Regions from separate parts of the Homo sapiens genome. Here region 2 is linked to region 1. Evidence: chromatin contacts called from ENCODE Hi-C data. All regions are on one chromosome and are shown on one strand. Each heading gives the region's core, a stretch centred on a gene start or an enhancer-like site at or near the end of the contact. The rest is flanking DNA. Distances are from core to core; before and after follow the strand shown. Region 1 holds the start of IGFBP3 (insulin like growth factor binding protein 3). Region 2 has its middle 730 kb from the start of IGFBP3.

Region 1 (6,440 bases), core at 3,092-5,591:
AACTATCTTTATGAGAATATTTTTCATTATCTGCAGAGGTCTTTATGACATCCCATATGCTTTTAAGAGTGTTATTTCAGCTTGATCCTCATAAGATTCTCCAAAAGGGTCAATATTCTTTATGTAAGGAGAGGAGAGAGGTAGGGCACAGAGGGGCTAGGGGTTGCCCACCCATCAGCCAGGCGCTGGGGTTTGTTGAGTAAGAATTGCCCTCAAGAGGCTCTGAGTACCCAGGCTTGGCAGGTCTTGCCCTCCTCCTTTAACAAGAGGAAAAGCTCTCACATATTCTGTCTCCCGCTTGGACTCGGAGGAGAAGTTCTGGGTATCTGTGCTCTGAGACTCGTAGTCAACTTTGTAGCGCTGGCTGTCTTTAGCATGCCCTTTCTTGATGATGATTATCTTTGAATGGAGGGGGTGGAACTTGGGATCAGACACCCGGTGCGTGCTGGAGACGGACGGGCTCTCCACACTGCCGGCGCTGCGGTCTTCCTCCGACTCACTAGCATTTCCTTAAAACGCCCAAGAGAGACAAACACATGAGAGTCATCAATATCTATCACAGTCTTTTAAAAATCTTAACGTTGCAACCAGGTCACATGTAAATGACAATATTAGTTGGCAATCCAAGTGAGTTTTTTTTTTTAAAATACCTCGATGAAGTATTATTCCATCATACTACTCACTACATGGTGGTTGCTCTACCTCAAGAAGTTATCTGTTTGAAAGTCAATCTGACAGGTGCTCTTCCTAAGTAGCTGCAACTAAAGAAGGCAGACAAACGCTTCAGTGCCCCTCAGTAGGTGAAGGCAGTATGCTTCATCTTCCACCGGCAGGGGGCAGACCTGAGCCACGGGAGGCTGCTGCAGCGCCGGCTCAGAAATTTTGCAGTCAACTCCAAGTGTGGTCCTCCCACCCGCGGGAGCAGCGGCAGCCCGGGGACTTGGAAGAAATGCACATTCTCCACTCCGGAAACGCTGGAGTGGCGGCAGCAGTCTGAGTTGTAACAAGCCCTTATGGGAATTCCAAGGTTGACCAGTACCGTCCTCAATGCTACCAGGTAAACACGCTTATAAGAGCTTGGTGTCCAGCTCAGATGGGAAAACTGAATTATTACCTGCAAAGCGTTTTGCCTCAGGGGCTCAGAATCATGCAAGCATGTTGGTGGCTTGTTTTCTAGGTCCCCGTTACATCTCTAAAACTCAAGGTCTACACAGACCCTGTGCATCTTGCTGGTGCCTGCCTAAGTGAGTCCTTTTCACCCCGGGTGAACACAGCAGCACATGGATGCAGACAATGCCAAAGTCCCACTCACGGCTCAGACTTCTAAGTGCCAAAGAGCTTTTCCTTCCCTGGGTGGGGGTGGGGTAGGAGAAATCCCCCTCCAGCAGATCTCCCTTTTATAATAAAAAGTGCTAAATGAAGAAAGTCTGATGCTTAAAATGGATGCTGGAATGTTAACAGTTGAATTGGAATTTTAAGTATATGACTAAATTCAAGACTGGATCTGCAGCCAGGATTCTCACTCCATTCCTTCTTCAGAATGAACTTGGAGGGGCTGTAAGACCGCTATGGGGATCAAAGGCTACATTCAGAGCCCATGCTCCCAGGGCCTGTGGACCATGCCAAGGTCTGGAGGCATCGGCTTAAGTCCACAATTGAGAGTCATGAAATTTCTCTACTACAACAAACAGGGCTATAATGTGTAACCCTAGCAGGGAGCTCAGGTGGCCCATCTGGTCCACAGTCTATTCTAGAAAGCTACCTGGGGCTGCAATGATTTGGCTGCAGATGCTCTGCTCTCCCCTGGAAGTGGCTACTGGCAGGTCACTCACCAGGGCCTTAGGAAAGTCCCTCTCCTCTCTGGGTCTTAGTTTCCTCACCTGCCAAACAGCTCACTGAGGTCCTGCTGTAAAGTTCCCCAAGGGGTTTCATACCTTGGGAAGCACACATTCCCAGGGTCCAGCACAGAGCCTCACAGAGGAGGTCCCTACCTGCGAGGATTTGGTTTCAATTTCTTTTAATCTTAGCTTGCTTTCTTTTTCAAGGAAATACTGAGATAAAAGAGATACTAAGAATGTAAATACTCTAAGAACATGTAAATAAACGTATTTATACTTCTTTTCTAAGAACCTTGAGTAATTTCTTAAATTTCCTTGGTTTCTTCTTAATGCCTGGGCTGCAGACTAGGGCATGAAGACAAAACAGTTCTATTTAAGCAACAGATAATTGTGACTTTTGACTGTCGAAAATTTACCTTTTTTTGTCAAATAGATTCTAGAAGTCACTTAGATCTTTTTATAATCTTATAACTCACATCAACCTATACTACAGTGCTACTAAGGTGGTAATCATGATGATTGCTAAAGCCCAAGAATGACGATGTGTATCAGTATTTCTAAGATCACTTTTTGAATACCCCAAAATGCACAATAATGTACGACACTTGGCAAATGACATAACTTTGCCCCGAGAGACAAATGCCTCCAGCAGCTTTAACAGCTGACCAGAGCCAGTGTATGTTTCAGGCATCTTGCCTTTCCATGAATCCAGCATTTCTCAGGGGTGAACAGAGCCAGCCTTGCCGAGCCAGAAAATAACTTCACCCGGGCGTGGAACTCTACAGCTACATAAATTATAAAGGGACTGTTCATCCTGCTAGCCCTAGATGGGGGCCTGCCCAGTGACATCTGTCCAACGTGATCGTTGGGGAGTTGGGGGAATTAGGATGGGGAGAATTCTCCCAGCCTTCAGCTGTGCAAGGCAGGAACTTTATTTCTCATATAACTAGGTGAGGCTGGCTAAGAATGCTTGAAAGAACAGCTGCCAAATCCATTTAAACAACCCCCGCTCCTTTTTTTAAGGGAACAATGTGATGCCCTTACCAGAGTCGCTGTCTGCCTGATACTGATAGTGGCTAAGCCAAGAGGGTAACTCTGCCAAATGTTTGCATTTTTCCTCTTCTGGGGCTCCCCTTAACAACATCTCATTCCCCCCCCCATTTCAGATTAAGAAGGGAGACAGCCCTAGGACTGATTCCAATTCCCTTCCGTGTCATTGAAATTGACTTAGTCCACATTGCCCGCACCCACCACGCACCTGGAAGTTTGTTTGAGGTCGGCGCAGGTGCAGGGGTGGCCCGAGTTGTAAGAATGGTATGGTACTGAAAGTGGCACGCGGAGTTCAAACCTACACTCTGTTGTGGCCGCTGGGTAACCTTAAGAAGTTACTTCTTTTTCAGCTTCAGGTTTTCCAACCGCAGAAGATATCAAAACCCGAATCCACTTTACTTGTTTTTGGACATACCGGGACTAGACATTGCTTTGCAAACCAAAAGGCTGTGCAAAGTCAGTATTTTAAAAGAGAGGTACTATTTCCTACAACGTGCCTGCCCACCTTCCTTGGTCCAAATCCGCCTATATCCCCCCCATCCCCAAGCATCCCTGGGATTGCAGTCCGTGTGCACCCCCGTGCGGGGCGAGGAGAATCTCCTGTGTCCAGGATCTTTCCAACAGCTAAACATCGGTACCGCTCCCCTCAGCTCCGGAAACCTTTAACCCATTTTCACTGAAAGCGCTTTGCAATTTACAAGTACTCTGCACTTAGAGAATCGAGCAAGTAGAGGGCCGGCTGGGGAGGGTCCCTCCGGCGACCGCCTTCACCTTTCCCGGAGCGCCTTCAGTTTCCCCACATATTATCTCCAGTGAGAAGAAAAGCGGAGTCTCCCGCAGCGGCACCCAGCAACCCCCAGGCCCTTCGGCGCCAGTGCGCCGGGTGCTGCACGCAGCGCACCTGGCGCGGGCGGCTCACCTGGAGCTGGCGGCGCTGGCAGCAGGTAGGCGCGCAGGCGGCTGACGGCACTAGCGTTGACGCAGAGCCCGCGGCCGTCCAGCAGCGCCTGCAGCGGTCGCGCCTCGTCGGGCGACGGCTGGCAGCGAAGGCCGGAGCCACAGCGCTCGGTGTAGATGCCGCACGGCTGGCCCTCGCTCAGTGCGCACGTCAGGCAGCAGCCGCAGCCCGGCTCGCGCACCAGCTCCGCGCACACGGCGGGCGGAGGCGCGCACTGGGCCAGTGCACGCGCGTCGCACGGCTCGCAGCGCACCACGGGACCCAAGCCCGCCGAGCTCGCGCCAGCCCGCGCCACCGGCGGCCCGCGGAGCAGCACCAGCAGAGTCAGCGCAGCGGCCCAGAGCGTGGGTCGCGCCCGCTGCATGACGCCTGCAACCGGGGCACGCTGCTTGGCAGGCTGGGCGCGCAGGGATGGGGCGACAGTACACGGCGCGAAGCTGTGGAATCCAGGCAGGAAGCGGCTGATCCTCAGCGCCCAGCCGCAGTGCTCGCATCTGGGCGGCCCGGGCGCGCCGGCCGCTATATAGAAGCCGGGGTGGCCCAGGACACGCCCCGGAACGGCGCGCCCAGGAGTGGGGGTTGGGAGGGGGGCGGGTCGGCGCAGGCACGGCTGCGGGGGCCCGTGCTTCGCCCTGAGCAGCCGGGGCCGAGCTCGGGGGCGTGCAGCTCGAGACTCGCCCGGGCACCTGCTCCTCGTGCGCACGCCCGGAGCCCGGGTCACCTTGTCGTCTACAAGAACCAAGGTGTGCCCGGCCACCCCGGCACTCCAGGCCACCTCAGCACCCCCGGTCACCCCAGTCACTCCTGGCCAACTCAGCACCCCCGATCTCCTTGACCCCGCCGCCCTTACCCCTTCCGCTCTCGGGGTGAGGTCTCCCTGCGGCGAGCCGGTGTCGGGGAAACTGGCATACAGCGCTCCGCATTCGTGTGTACCTCGTGGAGCTTTCTAAAATTTAATTCCGTTGGCAGGCGAAGTCTTGGGACATTTCTGACTTACATTTGGGTCTCAGGGAGCCAAGGCACTGCGGGGTTTAATTTACACCCGCTGGGCTGTTTATATCCCCAGGGGCCCACAAATACGCATCTGAAGATGCGCCCGGGGCCTTCGCCCCTTTCCAGGCTTACTTCTCAACGCAAGAAGACTCTCACGTGTTGCTACACCGCAAGTCTCCAATTAAGAGTGGACCGGCAAGCGAATGCGTCCTTAAGGCAGGGCTTTTCAAATATTTTAAATGACAACTGTTCTTCTTGTCTTGGGTATTCTCCCTGATTATGTTTTCAAATGGAGTTTACACCCATGACAAAAGAATAATAAAGACAATAAACTGGGCACTGCTGAAACGTAATTAACCAAATAGTCCTTTAATAGGCAATTTTCATTGTCATTTTTTGAAGGCGACTTCGTATTACTGTATTCTCGATGCGTTGGGATTCTAGCTTATCTCTGCAATCTAAACACTTTTCAGTAAAGTTCGGGGGCGCAATTGCGCGCTGAGGTCGCTGTAACTCCTGTCGGCCTTCTCTGGCACTCGAGTTTCTTCAGTTTTGTCTGCGCACCCCCTCCCTTCGGTGACCAACAGAGGACGCTGGTGGTCCAGGATTGGATTGAGGATTAAATTTTTCAAGGCACTTTTCCAAAGAGTTTGTGGGGGTGGAGTGGGAAGCGGTGAGACCTCCGCGGGAGGAGACTTTCCTGAACGCTGTTGAAATTGGACGCTTGCCTTAGGAGGTGGATAGGTGACTTGAAGGAGCCCTTTGCAGTTTGGAGTAGTAATAGCAAATCAGGAGCTCCTCCATTCCCCTCCAGCACGAAGCCTTGGGTGAAGTTAATCTTCATTCATCATTTCTGTCTCTCCTAATCGATCTCTCGCCCAGTGTCTCTCCTTGTCCCTCTCCCTCCCTTTCTCTCTCTCGTCCTCTCCCCTTTTCCCCCTGTCCACCTCTTCCCCCATATCTATACAGCTTCCTTTTATACATATATACTCTCCTTTTAGAATGGAAAGATCAATTTCGTTCCCTCTTGTACTAAATAAATAAATAATTGGACCTCTACAAATAAAAAGAGACCAAAGACAAGAACAATGGAGTGCCCCGGGGTGACGAAGGCCCAGCACCGTCATTTTCTTATGAGCTCTTCTCCCACAGTGCTCAGGCTGTGGCTACACTCAACCTTGTTTACAGGAAACCGTGCCATAATCGTCGCTTGCTGTTTCCTTTCTCTTGTATCACCTCCTTCTAGTATCTGCGTTGACACCCAAGAACAGGATCTCTGATTTCATTGGAAAATTGAAGGAAACAAAACGAATCCCCCAGGTTTACATCCGTTCCTTAAATACTCGCAGAGACCTTGACTCTGAAATTAGAGCTGGGTTCGGCATCAAATGCAATTCTTGAGGTCCCAGGTCTGCAGTTCTGGTTAGTGCAATGTTGCAGCAGAGCCTGGACTGACCACTGGTTAGTGTAGCACTTTTTATTCAGCTTTATCATCTGGAGAGTGGACAGGGGAAGATCAGAAACAATGTCTTTTTGGAAAGGATTAAAAAATTTGTTTTATTCTTGGTTCTCTTCTTTTTTCCCTCGCATTGCAGTTGGAG
Region 2 (6,797 bases), core at 2,360-4,859, 730 kb after region 1:
TTATTCTGCCCCTGGCCCCTCCAAAATCTCATGTCCTCACATTTCAAAGCCAATCACACCTTCCCAACAGTCCCCCAACATCTTAACTCATTTCAGCATTAACTCAAAAGTTCATAGTACAATACAAAGTCTCATCTGAGACAAGGCAAGTCCCTTCTGTCTATAAGCCTGTAAAATCAAAAGCAAGTTAATTACTTTCTAGATACAATGGGATACAATGGTCTAGCTACAATGGCATTGGATAAATACACCCATTCCAAATGGGATAAATTAGCCAAAATAAAGGTGCTAAAGGCCCCATGCAAGTCTGAAATCCAGCAGGGCAATTAAATCTTAAAGCTCCGAAACAATCTCATTTGACTCCATGTCTCACATCCAGGTCACACTGATGCAAGAGGTGAGTTCCCATGGTCTTTGGCAGCTCCACCCTTGTGGATTTGCAGTGTACAGCCTCCCTCCTGGCTGCTTTCATGGGCTGGCACTGAGTGTCTGCAGCTTTTCCAGGTACATGGTGCAAGCTGTTGGTGGATCTACCATTCTGGTTCCTGGAGGACAGCGGTTCTCTTCTTATAGCTCCACTAGGCAGTGCCTGTGGGGACTCTGTGTGGGGGCTTCAACCCCACATTTCCCTTCTGCACTGCCCTAGCAGAGGTTCTCCATGAGGGCCCTGCCCCTGCAGCAAACTTCTACCTGGACATCCAGGCATTTCCATACATCAACTGAAATCTAGGCAAAGGTTCCCAGACATCAGTTCTTGACTTCTTTGCACCTACAGGCTCAACACCAAGTGGAAGCTGCCAAGGCTTGGGGCTTGGACTCTTTGAAGCCATGGTCTGAGTTGTACCGTGGCCATGGCTAGAGTGGTTGGTATGGAGGGCACCAAGTTCCTTGGCTGCACACAGCAGAAGGGCCCTGGACTGACCCACAGAACCAGTTTTTCCTCCTAGACCTCTGGGCCTGTGATGGGAGGGGCTGCTTCAAAGTTCTCTGATATGCCCTGTAGACATTTTCACCTTTGTCTTAGTGATTACCATTTGGCTCTTCATTACTTATGCAAATTTCTGCAGCCAGCTTGAATTTCTCCTTGGAAAATAGGTTTTTCTTTTCTATTGCATTGTCAGGCTGCAAATTTTATGAACCTTTATGCTCTGTTTCCCTTTTAAAACTGAATGCTTTCACCAGCACCTAAGTCATCTTTGAATGCTTTGTTGCTTAAAAATTTCTTCTGCCAGATACCCTAAGCCATCTCCCTCAAGTTCAAAGTTCCAGAACTGTCTAGGGCAGGGGCAAAATGCCACCAATCTCTTTGCTACAACATAGCAAAGGTCACCTTTACTCTAGTTCCCAACAATTTCCTCATCTCCATCTGAGACCACCTCAGCCTGGATTTCATGGTCCATATCATTATCAACATTTTGGTCAAAGCCATTCAACAAGTCTCTAGGGAGTTCCAAACTTTCCCACATTTTCCTGTCTTCTTCTGAGCAATCCAAGCTGTTCCAACCTCTGCCTGTTACCCAGTTCCAAAGTCACTTCCACATTTTTGGGTATCTTTACAGCAGCACCCCACTCTACTGGTACCAATTTAATGTATTAGTCCATTTTCACGCTGCTGATAAAGACAAACCTGAGACTGGGTAATTCATAAGGAATTTAAAGAGGTTTAATGTACTCACAGTTTTATGTGGCTGGGGAGGCCTCATGATCATCGCAGAAGGTGAAAGGTACATCTTACATGGCAGCAGGCAAGGGAGAATGAGAGGCAAGCAAAAAGGGAAACTCCTTGTATAACCATTAGATCTCATGAGAGTTATTCACTACCACGAGAGCAGTATGGGGGAACCACCCCCATGGTTCAGTTATCTCCCACAAGATCCTTCCCACAACACGTGAGAATTATGGGAACTATAATTCAAGATGATATTTGGGTGGGGACATAGCCAAACCATATCAACAAATAAGAGATGATTCTGGAAGTTAAGGACTGGAGTCCAGAATGGTTTGCCAGCACCACCTTAGACAACACAGCGTACCTGCAAGCCTTGGGTTTCTCATCTCCCAAATGAGGATGCTAAAAAGTAAGCCAAAAAAAAATCCCTACCTTCAAAGATTCTGGGAGTCTCACATGAAATGACAAATATGAAAATGCTTTTGCAATTCAAAAATGTTATACAAACATTGCCACTTTTTTCAATATCCTGAACATCCTGAATTGTTAAATAGATCCTTCTAGACACCAACTCTTAGGAATTCTATTTGAATCAGGACAGCCTTGCATGGGCCACCAGACTGCTTGTAAATGCAGAAGATATAATTGAAACTTCATAAAGACAACAGGAAATTTATTTGAAAGTGTTGAATTCACATTGCAGAATGATTTATGCACAGTTACGATTTATGCAGTTAGCTTCTCATGGCTGTATTTTTCCAAAGCTCTGATTAAAACACGATGCAATTCTGAGGTTAACCCCAATCCCTCCTCACTGTGGGTGGGTGAAATCCTTAGCTAAGTTCAATAGTAGAGACAAAACACTTTTCTTTTAAGATTTGGTTATGCTCTGTCTATATTTTTTTCTAAGTATTGCATCTGTTTTACCAGAAATTAGTACTTCCTTTTACAATGACTTTTGTGTGAATTACAGTGAATTCTTGAATTCAGTCTACAATTGCTCAATGTTCGGACATCACTGTTTTCACTGAAAATACTTCTCTAGCTCTAGCTATCACTGTTCCTAAGTTGTTATTGCACAGAGTTAAATAACACTGAGGAAGACATCTTCTTCTTATATGTGCACCCTGCAAATATCCCACAGACAGTGCTGAAGGTATTCCAAAAATTGGTTTCTTCATCAGAACAAATGCGGCAGCAGGAGAAGATGCATAGATAGCCTGGTTTTTACCAGAGCAGAATAATCCCCTAATTCAATGCCATCTGAAAGCAATATTTCTGTTTATTAATAGACATATAATTTATGCTTTCTGTTTTTTATTAAATATTTTTTCCTGGCTCAATAAAACTACTTTTTAAAAATAAATAATCAGAGAACAGAGAATTATTGAAAATTGAAAATATGATGGCTAAATAAAAAACTGAGCAGAATAATGAAACATACCAGAAGATAGAAGGAAAAGAAAGAGAGGAAGGAAGGAAGGAAGAAAATCAGAAAGGAGATAACACATCCAATCAACTGAAGGGGGGAAATAAAGAGAGAATATGATAAGTAAAATTTCCTTCGAGAGAAAGTGAGGTTGAAAATATTTTCTTTTATTTTTAATTAATTAATTATTTCTGTATCAAATAGTACAATTATTTGTATTTTCATGGTACTTTAATGATTTTTTTGAGACAAAGAAGGTTTTGGTAAACTTTTAAATATGTGTCATCATTCAAATTCAATGAAATAGAGGCCCAGGTTTCCAAACCAGTTAAAAATTTGAGCAAAAATATAAAATATGAATTTGGGAAAAAAATCCCCCTAAGAATAAAGATAGGGCTAGCTAAACACAGCATGTTGCCCTGTGGAAGTCTCTTTCACTGTTAGATGCTGTTGGGTAAATGCACCTGACAGCAATAACTTAAGCATACCCTTAGAATGACCCTGTGTGGTAGACACACCTGAGTGTTGTTCCAAGCTCGGGAATCCAGGAGTGGCCAATCTGGTGATTCATTCCTTGTCTATGAGGAACCTCTGAGCCCCTGGCATGTCCTGTGGAACACGGGCTGTATAGAAGATTGAGGATCTGAGTTTTGGTTGGGGGGGGGGGGTCAGTAAATGAAGGTTGTCAGGTGGAGGTCATTACAGGGAGGGTGTTAAGTGAAAATACTCCATAAACTGCATGCTGTTTTCAAGTGGTTGTGGTTGTCCTGCCCAGCCCACCACCACTGTGCTGTGCGTTTACGTTGTCCAGCCTGCTGTCACTGGATTGCTTCTGTCCATAAGGCGGTTCTCCTGCCCAGCCTGCCGCCACTGGACTCTCCCCCCTGTATGAAAGCCCCTAATAAAACCCCGTGTCTCATTTGCTGATTCTGAGTCTTTTCTTTGGCCTCTTGAACCTGGCGCCTTCCCTGCTGAGGTTGATAAGGGTTTGGCACAGCAATGCTCCAGGGACTGATTCATGAGGAAGGAAAGTGAGCTGTACCAGAGAGAACAAAATCCCAGGTGACCCCTCTCTGCCGTCTAGCGTCAAAGATTCCAGGTGATGTTTCCTGGTCCCACCTGCCTGTCTCACTTGCTCTACTCAAGCCTCATTTTCCACATATGCAAAATGGGAACAATAGTTTTGACCTGATTCTCTCAGGTGTGGGCATGATTCATGCAGAAAGTTGATTCATTTGCTGCGTGTTACAAACCGAGTAGGGATTTTCCAGCAAGGAAACAGTGACAGGGCATTTCTTCTTATGAGAACCAGGTATGTGAAGGCAGAGCTATATACCAGTGTTTCACAGATGATCCTACTTTAGCTTTTCAGCAACCTCGTAGCAGAGGTAGAATGTAGCATATCAGTAATGAACAGGCACTCCAGAGGTAGACTTGCCTGGATTGGACACATGGAGAATGGTGATGCCTACCCCAGGCTGAACTGAAAATCTGTTCTTAGAGATGGGGGATAGGCACCTAAGAAAGAAAGTGAGCAGACACTGAGGGAACTAGACCTTTACCCAGGCTCAAAGGAAAAAGAAACATTATTTCAGAAGAGACAAGCATTGTTGGCCAGGAAGAAACAAAATGAAACACTCCAGGCCACTCCACATATTCCTTAAGTGAAACCTGCTTGTCTGCTCACTCCATAAATTATTGGGCTGTCTGCTGTGAGCCCTGGCGTTTACATGTTCATGTATTACATGAACATACTTACCAACCTAACCCGTGGAAATATTACCAGCGGTGATGCAAATGGACCATCTGCCCTCACCAGACACATGAGAAAACCAACCACAAGAAAGGGGGCTGGGGGAACTCCTGGGACACTGAACTCAGAAAAAAACTAATATACTTTGGGGAGCAGGAGAAAACGCATTAAGCAGATTTAAGAAGATGTTGCAAGTATGAAACAAGAATGGCAGCTTTGAATGGCAGAACAAAGAGAAAAAAAGGTCTTAGACATTGTAAGAAATACAGTAAAAAAACAAGTGTGCATGCTCGATAGTCAGATGTTTACTTTGAACACTAAGTTGATTATTAACAAAACTCAGAACTCAAAGAAAAAGTTGGAAAACATGAGACAAAATAATAAAAAAGCATTGACCATATGTCTAAGAGTTAAACATACATCTAAAAGATCAGGTCAGGGATAATGAAGAAGAGGTAAAATATTGAAAAAAGTAAAAAACATATCTGGAAGCTAAAAAATAACATAAATGCTTTGAACAAGAGTCCTTTAATACTGTGTTGGGTGGTTGGATGAATTAGGAAAAGACCTTATTGGGCCCACCTAGAGCCAGTTGATGATTCCAAGTTAGCAAGAAGTTCTGAAAATCTTTCAGTATTAAAAGAATCATAATGAATACCAAGAAGTGGATGTTAGTGTAACATGAGAACTCCCTGAGAAAAATCCCATACAAATATCAGTGTGGCTTCACTTGTGGATTTTTGAGGGAGAATTGCCTGAAGAATTGAATTTTAGTGAGCATCTACATGATTCTCTTTCTGATCTCTTTCTGGAAATACTTACAATGTAGAAGCATAAGTTAGAAAATCAAAATGTTAAAGACAATAGAAAAAAGTTATATTGGCAGGGCACTGTGGCTCACGCCTGTAATCCCAGCACTTTGGGAGGCCGAGGCGGGCGGATCACGAGGTCGGGAGATTGGGACCATCCTGGCTAACATGGTGAAACCCCATCTCTACTAAATAATACAAAAAATTAGCCAGGCGTGGTGGCAGGCGCCTGTAGTCCCAGCTACTCGGGAGGCTGAGGCAGGAGAATGGCATGAACCCAGGAGGCAGAGTTTGCAGTGAGCTGAGAGTGCGCCACCACACTCCAGCCTGGGTGACAGAGCAAGACTCCATCTCAAGAAAAAAAAAAGTTATATTTGCATGAGTGAGCACACAGACAAACAATTGCTAATTTATTCATTTCCATTGAAACACTTTCTGAAGCTCTTAGGTACCCAAACAGATCGCCAGGACCTAAAGATGATGTAGAAATGGGGGAAATCCAATGCTTGCCCTTGCAAAAAAATCATTATTCAGTAAAAACAGGTTAAATACACAAATATCTATAATAATAAGCAGAATGAGTTGTCAGACAAGGGAAAAATGTATTTGTCAGTGTTCTTCAGAAAAAGAGAACCTGTAGGATATATGCGGAGATTTATTATGAGGAAGTGGCTCTTGAAACTACAGAGGCTGGGAAATTCCATGATCTGCACTCTGAGAGGTGTAGATCCCAGAAAGCTGGTGATGCAAATTAATCCAAGCCCAAAAGCCTGATTACCAGAGAAGCCAATGGTATAAATCCCAGTCTGAGGGCCAGGGAAGATGAGATGAGATGGGATGTTTCCGCTCATGCTGGCAGAAGAAAGAAGAGGCATATTCCTCTTTTCTTTGTCTTTTGTTCTACTCCAACCCTTCATGGATTGGGTAATGGCCAACCACATTGGGGTGAGCAATCTGTTTCGCTGAGTCCACAGATTCAAATTCTCATTCAACTCAGAAAAACCATAAAAAACACACACAGAAATAGCACTGTGCACCTCATGATCCAGTCAAGATGACATGTAGAATCAACCATCACAAGTTCAAACTTTGTCAACTTGGCACACAAATGCCTCACCTCAAATCATAATTAATCCT

What was found. A loop is a pair of places that touch in the nucleus more often than their neighbours do. Pooled maps may share reads with other maps.
Region 2: a loop to region 1 is called in a map of PC-9, with 12 times the contacts of the local background. The contact joins the enhancer-like site here to the promoter of IGFBP3 in region 1. A Hi-C loop is called at or near these places in 4 of 168 maps with a recorded cell type or tissue (Calu3, GM12878, PC-9 and 1 more) and 4 of 50 pooled maps.

Annotation. Positions count from the first base shown.
Region 1 is chr7:45,916,931-45,923,370 of GRCh38, forward strand. IGFBP3 (insulin like growth factor binding protein 3) reads right to left here and starts at 4,342. Exons shown (of 5, transcript NM_000598.5): 1 at 3,808-4,342; 2 at 283-509. The coding sequence starts at 4,210. RefSeq lists enhancers at 4,145-4,725, 4,726-5,306.
Region 2 is chr7:46,647,627-46,654,423 of GRCh38, forward strand. No RefSeq gene overlaps it. Among named protein-coding and RNA genes, the nearest start is that of IGFBP3, 730 kb to the left of the region's middle. RefSeq lists an enhancer at 3,366-4,565. Within about 2 kb of position 3,610, at least 4 of the 41 ENCODE cell types and tissues checked have a DNase peak (open chromatin) inside an H3K27ac peak, as active enhancers do; they include PC-9 and mammary epithelial cell, where a contact is called at or near this core.